Linked DNA regions of Mus musculus: region 1 is linked to region 2. The links are chromatin contacts, found by Hi-C or POLR2A ChIA-PET in ENCODE. All regions are on one chromosome and are shown on one strand. The core of a region is the stretch at or near the end of the contact, and the rest is flanking DNA. Distances in the headings are between cores, read along the strand shown.

The links. Hi-C counts contacts between places; a loop is a spot of excess contacts on that map. ChIA-PET counts read pairs that join two places held with the same protein, here RNA polymerase II (POLR2A).
Region 1: a map of heart shows a loop between it and region 2 (4-fold over the local background). The contact joins the promoter of Mars2 here to the enhancer-like site in region 2. A Hi-C loop is called at or near these places in 11 of 37 maps with a recorded cell type or tissue (adrenal gland, heart, left cerebral cortex and 2 more). POLR2A ChIA-PET finds 5 or more read pairs at or near these places in 4 of 5 experiments (Patski and embryonic stem cell).

What each region holds. Positions count from the first base shown.
Region 1 is chr1:55,234,683-55,239,405 of GRCm38, forward strand. It overlaps Mars2 (methionine-tRNA synthetase 2 (mitochondrial)), which reads left to right and starts at 2,495. Exons shown (of 1, transcript NM_175439.3): 1 at 2,495-4,723. The coding sequence starts at 2,558. The coding sequence ends at 4,318. Gm10561 (predicted gene 10561) reads left to right here. Exons shown (of 4, transcript NR_166489.1): 3 at 247-447; 4 at 681-942.
Region 2 is chr1:55,192,053-55,196,331 of GRCm38, forward strand. Rftn2 (raftlin family member 2) reads right to left here. Exons shown (of 9, transcript NM_028713.1): 6 at 3,464-3,585; 7 at 2,192-2,295. Among named protein-coding and RNA genes, the nearest start is that of Gm51743, 7.8 kb to the right of the region's middle. Within about 2 kb of position 1,444, at least 1 of the 3 ENCODE cell types and tissues checked has a DNase peak (open chromatin) inside an H3K27ac peak, as active enhancers do; it is heart, where a contact is called at or near this core.

The DNA of each region.
Region 1 (4,723 bases), core at 1,245-3,744, 44 kb after region 2:
CATGGAGTGGTCCCTAAATCCAACCAGACAGTGGTTGGTTACTCCCACATCTTGTGTGGCATTGTTGTACCAGCATATCATGCAGAGAGGCCATCATTGCATAAGGAAAGGTTTGTAACTGGCTTGGTGTTTAGCTTTATCCTCTAGTCAGTGCAGAGTACCTTCCAGGACCATGAATGCTAGTGAGCAGACAACCCTCTACTTTTAGTTTTATCTACTTTCTACTTGCCTTTTGCAAATTTGCAGATCAACTAGAACACACAGACTGACTACGCCGTGGACGTTTGTTTCACCTTCTGTAGTTCCTGTAGAGAACGCCATCAGTCTATCTTCTAAATCATCCCAAAAAGCATATCCAACTCACCACAAGTCTTTACACACCATGCAGAAGTCAAAAGGAATGAACAATATGGTTGAATCTTAGGAAGAAAATGTTGAATTAGAAAGGTAAGATAGAGACTACGTGCCCCGCTGTCTTTTAAAATGGTAATTAAATATAGGCAGTGTTACTCAAATGCATTGGTGCTATACAGGAACGTGAATGTGTAAGTAAAACCTCAGGGCAGGCTGTGCAGTGGTGTAGCTTCCCCCAGCCTGAAGCGGGCTGGTACAGACTAGTCTGCCACTGAGGTGGGGCCACCTGTGGTGCAGCTGTCCGACCTGGCTGGCTTCTTTCGAAGTGACAACTGCCCTGCTCTTCTGCTACCTGCTGAGAAGCTGAACCCGTTTTCCTGAGAATTTCCGGAATAAGCGGCCAGCCTGGCCACCGAGTGCTGACGAAATGGCTCCAGGCACCAAGTGTGGAGCCGGCAGACTAGTGCTAACAACTTGGCAACAATACATCAAGAAGCCTGGCGGGGGTGGGTGGGGGGGGTGGGGGGGCGATGGGCCTTCCCCCTTATAAGCACGGTCTCTTAATAAACTCGTGGGCCTTGATCAGGACCTTTGTCTTGGCTCCATTCTCTCTCTCTCTCTCTCTCTCTCTCTCCTCTCTCCTCTCTCTCTCTCCTCTCTCCTCTCTCTCCTCTCTCTCCTCTCTCTCCTCTCTCTCCTCTCTCTCCTCTCTCTCCTCTCTCTCTCTCTCCTCTCTCTCCTCTCTCTCTCTCTCTCTCTCTCTCTCTCTCTCTCTCTCTCTCTCTCTCTCTCTCTCTCTCTCTCCAGGTGTACCCGGTTCAAGTAGGCAACACAGTGGATGGTGCACGCCTTTAATCCCAGCACCTGGGATGCAGAGGCAGGCAGATTTCTGAGTTCAAGGCCAACCTGGTCTACACAGTGAGTTTCAGGACAGCCAGGGCTAGACAGAGAAACCCTGTCTCAAAACAAAAAAAAACCCCAAAAAAAACCCAAAAAAATAAAACACAAACAAACAAACAAAAAACTCAACAAAACAAAAAAAAACCCAAACAAACCAAAAACAAAAACCAAACCCTCAGGGCACTATTACTCTTGGAAGAGAGGGAAGGACACAGCGCACAGATCTCAACTGCAGCTCATCTCTAACTTAAACACTAATGTGCACCACAGTCCATTGGTGAGCTAAGTAAAGCTTAGATTGCTGGTCTGAGATCCCAGTTTCTGCCTCAGCAGGTAGGGAATGGGCCTCAGATGTCTAAGTTCCTGGTGTGTCTCATGCTGCTTTGGGGACCATTCTTTGAGAATCACTAACAGTACTTAGGTTGGGTGAGGGTTTATAGGTGTTCCAATCTCATTTTAGTATGTGCATATATACACTGTTTAAATTAAATGGGGGTGGGGAGGCCAGTTGTGGATGAGAAAATATGCAGTGAGCCAAGGATTAATAATAAAAATTTGGGATTTTAAAATTCTCTCCTGCTAAAAATTAGGATTTCATTCTCAAAGCTCAGTCTTGGAAGAATTTCAAGACTATTAGAGGAGAAAATTGTGACTTGTTTTGTACAATAAAGCTGAAAGTTAATGTTTCCTTATCTGCACACCTGTGACTCCGCACTCCAGTCCCTGGATGAGTTCTCAAATCAATCCTTAAGGCTCAGCAACATGTTCAGACACGTCATTTCCTTTTCTGCCAGTGCTTATCGTTCCTTAAAGCGCTTTGTGAAATTATTTTCCTTTCTTTCAGATTTATTTAGATTCTGAGACAAACCTTAAATGGTTTTTCTATGTTGACTAGAGGATACCAAGAGGCCGGATTTGTGCCCTGCTTTGACAGTTAATGAGTTTGGAAAATACCTCAATATAAAAATCTTGCCAACAAGTTCAGTCCAGAACCGATCAGTTCAGTTCAGATCCAGAACAGATCTCAAAGAGTAAAACTGCACAACACCCGGGATACGCTCTTCTTTCCCCAACTGCCCTGACACGGAACCCACTAGCCGACTACTCAAAAACTCCCGCCGGCCACCCGCCCCTGCGCGCTGCAGGAAACCGGTGGAGGCGGGGGAGTTGCGGGCGGGGCCGCAGGAGTCAACGCTTGCCGTTCATTGGCTTCCGCGCCGGAAGCGGCGGTACCGTCCAGCTGCGCACGCGCCCTTTCCCGTGCTCGGGAACACCGCCTCCAGTGCTGGGGCCGGCTGTCACCATGCTGCGGCAGTGTGCTCGCTGGGTGTTGACGCGCACCCGGTTCGGCCGCGGCTGTCGCCGCTACGGTTCGTGCTCGCCGAGCGCTAGTGGCGACGCCGGGGAAGCGCGGGCCTACTTCACCACACCTATCTTCTACGTGAACGCCGCGCCGCACATCGGGCACCTGTACTCGGCGCTACTGGCCGACGCCCTGTGCCGCCACCGTCGTCTCCGAGTTCCCGGCTCTGCGTCCACGCGGTTTTCCACCGGCACGGATGAGCACGGCCTGAAGATCCAGCAGGCGGCAGCCACCGCCGGCTTGGCCCCGATCGAGCTGTGCGATCGAGTGTCTGCCCAGTTTTTGCAGCTTTTCCGGGAGGCTGACATCTCTTCCACGGACTTCATCCGCACCACGGAGGCTCGGCACCGAGTAGCGGTGCAGCATTTCTGGGGTGTGCTGGAGGCCCGGGGTCTGCTTTACAAAGGGATCTATGAAGGGTGGTATTGTGCCTCGGATGAGTGCTTCTTGCCGGAGGCCAAGGTTACTCGGCAGGTGGGTCCGTCCGGGGATCCCTGTCCCGTGTCTCTCGAGAGCGGACATCCTGTCTCCTGGACGAAGGAAGAAAATTACATTTTCAAGCTTTCTCAGTTTCGAGAACCACTCCAGCGGTGGCTTGGAAACAATCCTCAGGCAATCACACCGGAACCGTTCCACCAGGCAGTTCTTCAGTGGCTGGAGGAGGAGCTGCCCGACTTGTCCGTTTCTCGAAGGAGTAGCCATCTGCACTGGGGCATACCAGTTCCCGGGGACGACTCGCAGACCATCTACGTGTGGCTGGATGCCCTGGTCAACTACCTCACTGTAGTTGGCTACCCAGATGCAGATTTCAAGTCTTGGTGGCCAGCCACCTCTCATATCATAGGTAAGGACATTCTCAAATTTCATGCTATTTATTGGCCTGCCCTTCTCCTAGGGGCAGGATTGAGGCCACCACATCGCATCTATGTCCACTCGCACTGGACGGTGAGTGGCCAAAAAATGTCCAAAAGCTTGGGCAACGTGGTGGATCCCAGGACTTGCCTTGATCGCTATACTGTGGATGGCTTTCGCTACTTTCTCCTTCGGCAGGGCGTTCCCAATTGGGACTGCGATTACTATGATGAAAAGGTGGTTAAATTGCTGGACTCCGAGCTGGCAGATGCCTTAGGAGGGCTTTTAAACCGGTGCACTGCCTACAGAATAAATCCTTCTGGAACCTACCCATCTTTCTGTGCTGCCTGTTTCCCCAGTGAGCCAGGGTTAACGGGGCCGTCAGTTCGTGTGCAGGCAGAAGACTATGCGCTTGTAACTGCAGTGGCCACTTTACCCAAACTGGTAGCGGGCTATTATAATGACTTTCAGATCTATAAGGCTCTGGAGGCGGTATCCAGCTGTGTTCGGCAAACTAATGGTTTCGTCCAAAGGCACGCACCATGGAAATTGAACTGGGAGAGCCCTGAGGATGCTCCCTGGCTGGGTACCGTGCTTCACGTAGCCTTGGAGTGCTTGCGAGTGTTTGGAACTTTGCTTCAGCCTGTTACTCCAAACTTAGCAGATAAACTGCTGTCAAGACTGGGAGTCTCTACCACAGAGAGAGGCCTTGGAGAGCTCTACTTCCTACCTCGATTCTATGGACACCCATGCCCCTTTGAGGGGAGAAAGTTGGGACCTGACACTGGGCTTTTGTTTCCTAGACTGGACCAATCTAGGACTCGGCTAGTGAAAGCCCACAGGACCTAGGAACTCAGCTCTTACTGACTGGTAGTAAAAGATCAAATGTATTCTTTTTGCGTTTTTAAGTAAAGTCATGCTTAAAGAGTATGTATCAAATGAGCACATAAACTATGTCCTTATGAACAGAACGATTCAGGTCTCTCTAACCCAGTCCTTTTCATTTCTCAGTGCCATTAATCACTGTTCTTGCTCACCAATGTCTCCAAGAGAAGGATGGAAGATGCTGACACTTCCTTCTCATTGCACCTTCTCCCAACCCAGGGTCAGGGCTTCTGCTCCCCAGGCTAATTTAACACAGCCCCTTCTTCAACTAAATCTAGGGTTGGAAGTCCCTGCTCTGTTTTTACATGTCAGCCCTACTTTGTTAAACAGAGTCTCCTGTTAAAGAGGTTTTTTTTTTTTTGAACTTTA
Region 2 (4,279 bases), core at 194-2,693:
GAATGGGTTCTCAGGGAGGAGGGGCATAGCTGGAGGAAGGAGGGCGTGGCTTGCTGGTGAGCAGTGTTCTTTCTGCCTTCACACCAGAGCAGTGATGAGGAGTCAGAGCAAGTCTGTCCTTTAAGTCACCTTCCTGGGCGTCCTGTCACAGTGACAACTCAGAAGGACCCAAGGAACAAAATAAACAAGTTATCCAAAGCTCCCGGCATCTGAGAGGAGCTATTGTCTGCCTTCCCGCACAGGGCGGCTGCTGCTCGGGAACGTTTCCTACTCTCTTCTGCCCAGCAGCAGCCGCAGCAGCAGACTCCTGGGAAAGGATTTACTGAACAGTGAAGCTGCTCTTTGATCTCCTCAGGACTAGAGCATCAAGCTTAATTTTTATAGTCATAATATCTTTTTTCTTTAATACTTCCTTGGAACCTATGGACTAAAGTTCCTCGTTGCTTAATTACTGTATTAAATTACTGAATTCATGAGCTTGGCTGGCCCCAGCCAGAATGCAAGCTCCTGGCTATGTGTTTGCACCACATGAAATGTAAACACGACTCTCTCTCTTGTAAATGACTTCAGCATCAGACGCACGCCACAGATGTTTTTCACTGGTAGATAGACTTTTTCTTTGACACTCTGGAGAGTGTCAGTTTATTATAAAACATTAAATAATAAGAAACTGGATAGAAGCAAAGAAGCCCCCTCCCCCTTTCCCTAGCATATAGTCTCCAGAACTGAATATATTTTAGAACCACTGTGAAGCTGGTCCAAGGGTTGCTAGACACATTTGACACCTATACACTTGGGATACACACAGTATTATTCTCTAACACTGTCCTAAAACTTACCTTTAAAATCCCTTAGCAAGTTAAAGATTTAAAAATTATTTTTTGTGTACGGGTGTTTTGTCTGCAAGGTAAATATACTGCATGAATGCAGTACCTGGGGAGGCCAGAAGAGGGCGTCAGATCCTCTGAAACTGAGCCACCATATGGAAACTAGGATTCAAACCTGGGCCCTCTGGAAGAGTAGCAGGACTCATAACCACTGGGCCATCCCAATGCATATTTAGTGAGCCATGAGCCCCTTGCCATTCTGATAGCATATAAAGATAAGTCCTCTCAGACGGTAGGAGGAACACTTCCATGGTTCCATAGTGCCCATAGGATCTGGGTGCAGGAGAAATCTGTATGATGGTAAAGTTTTGGCACCGTTCTCCCTCTCTTTGTCTTAGAGCAACCTTATAGCTACTCCTCATACAGCGTTTGGAGGGAGTCTTCAGAGCACTGGTTGCAGGGTAGGATCTCATGCAGTTTGGGCACAAAATGCCAGAGTCTGGCTTCATGTTTCAGCCTACTCCCACTTCAAGGTATCCTTGGGATCACAATATATTTTAGTTCCAGCCTTAGGCTTAGTCCTGTCATTCCTAAACTGGTCCTGACCGGATACAGGAAATACCACTGGAGCTCAGCAGAAGTGGGCTGGCTGCCAGATGTCCTGCCCATTCATTCAGAGCACTGTGGGAAATACTTAGAAGTGAGCCCAGCTGGGATCCCCAAATGAATGGCAAGGAAGGAGTATACTTTTCCTCAGGGGAAGAGGAAGGAGAGACTCAGGGTTTCCACACTTCGGAAGGTCTGTGCCTAGCTGTATCAGGCCAAGTGCACCTAGGAGAACATCAAAGAGATGGAGAAAATGGACATGGGGGTGGCAGACACTTTTAATCCCAGCATTCAGGACACAGAGGCAGGTGGATAGCTGTGAGTTCAAGGCCAGCCTGCTCTACAAAGTAAGTTCCAGGATAGCCAGAGCTACAGAGAGAGAGAGAGAGAGAGAGAGAGAGAGAGAGAGAGAGAGAGAGACCTTGACTCAAACACAAGCAGAACAACCAGAAAGTGATTTGAAGGCACAGACACACAGGCTGTTGAGGAGGGGTGTGTCGACCGGTGTGTGTAGACCCAGGGCTCAGACAGAGAACTCTTGTTTTTCAGAAGCCCCTGCAGATTTCTCAAATGTCTGTGTATTTGAGGCCCTTGGGACAATACCAATGACAGGGACCCACCCTCTGGACCTGCTGACCTCCAAATCCCATGAAACCACACTAGAAGCATTTCTCGTAGGCTTAAGTCAGCATTGGTTAATTTACTCACAAATGAGCAGGTTGTAGAATGAGCTGTGCAGGTGGATGCACGGGCATTACCTGTCATGTCTCAATATCGGGGTAGGCAACACGCTTGTCAGAAGCCATCCAAACTCAGCCAGGGTGTGCAGCAGGGGGCCGTAATCTGTTTTAATTTCACAGCCCTGTGTGAATAAGCAAAAGAGCTTACAGTCTAATAGCAAAGACAGCTGGCCACACAGTAGCGAGGATGAGGGGCTGATGAGTGTTGTAGTGTGTGTGTGTGTGGGGGGGGGCCTGTGTCCAGTGGAACAGTGTCATGGAGCCCATGGGGCCCCCAAAATGTCACTTTCTGCAACTGTTGCCTTCTTAAAACCAAGTGAGTGGACAGTGGCCATTGGCCTTTCTTTGGTCCTGGGAAAGCCACGGTTCTCAGATTCTAAAGTGAGCGGAGCTGGGGATCTGCATTTTAAAAGCTCCCTAGGGCGTCCGATCCACGAGGCTTACTAAGTAGGTTCAGCAGTGGCCTTGGGCCTGGGATGGGAGGCTGGGGGTGGGAGGGAAGCTGCCAGGCTGGCCGAGTGGCCGCTCTTCTTGCTCCGCTGCGCTGGCGAAGGTTTTCTCTCGCAGCTTTACTCACCACCCACCTTCCCCAGCTCCCTCCGTGGGCTTTACAATTTCTCTGAAAATGACTTCTGTCCTTTATGGTCTTTGTAAGGCCAGAAAGTCAAAATGTTTCCTTGAAAGACGTTCTCTGTAAGGACCTTGTACATTCAACAGAGGTCCAAAGGGATCTGTCTACTTCAAGGGCAGTAGTTGATGACATCTGAATTTGTAAATGCGCAACCCCAGCCGCAGCAACACCTCTGACTATGACAGTGCTGTGTGTACACATCTGGCCTGGTATGTAAGAGAAAAACCTTTGGATGTTTTTACTCAAAACAAAACAAAACAAAACAAAACAATTCATAAGGTTAAAACCAAGCCTGCCATCCTGGTTGCTCAGCGGTGAAAGGCTGGATGAGTGGCTACACTACTCTTTCCAGTCAGTTGCCAAGGCATTTTCCAGTTGCCAAGGCATTTTGTAGTGAGGATTTCTGAGCCAGGGGATCTTGTCTAGGGCTAGACTCGCAGACTTGGGGAACCTACTTTTGTCTAGGTGCCGACAGTTACTTTTGCTATTTTGCTGAAATGTTTGAAAACATGGGTACAGCATATGGAGGAAGTCTGTCGGTTCTTTGTTGAGGGTTCTGTGAGAGTGGACCATCTGTGTCTGAGCATGCGCCTGGCCATGGGGGGCTTTCATCAACTCACACACAAAAGGAAAGCAGACTGTTGGAATCTGCAGCTCACCTCAATGACTGTCCACTGCTCCACCACAATGGCGTCGTTTCCTCTCCTGTTAGAACCTGGGACTCCAGATCCTTCTTCTTCGTAGATAAAAAAGCCTTCCAAAGATTTAGGTAACTGGTCCCCTGTGGGGAAAGGATACATTCAGAGGAGTCATATGTACATTACAGCTGCTTCCAAGGGTCGTGGTGGCAAGCTGGGAGAAAATCTTGTCGACTGGAAGCCATTCCTCATGTGTGTAGCCCCAGGTTACATGATGCATGTCCCAGCATCAGTGACAGAGGCTGAGCAAAGCGGCTCCCACGTGTAATCCCAGGATTTATGAAGCCGAGCCAGGAGGCTATGGAGCTTCAGGTTATCCTCAGCCACACAACACGCTGCAGGCCAGCCTAGGATACATGAAATGCTGTTCTGAAACATTAAGACGGGCTGGAGAGATGGCTCAGCAGTTAAGTGTGCTTGCTGCTTCCAGAGGATGGAGTTCGGTTCCCAGAACCCACACTGGGTAGCTCACAATTGCCTGTAGCTTGAGCTTCAGGGAATCCTATACCCTCGTTTGGATTCCATGTGGACTTGCACATATACAGACATGAGTGGGCATGTGTGCACACGCACAGACACAGAAACATAAATAAAAATCTCTATAGAGAAGACTCACTTAAACAAAAGTATTTTGGTTGAGTCCTTCTGTTTTAAGATTTGCTTTTTCTCCATAGGTAAAGACAGGTTTATAGTTCACTGAATTAAAATTAAACACACACATGGAACTACCACAGCAGAAACAAAGCTAAATAATGTGAGCAAGAATGGAATGTCTAT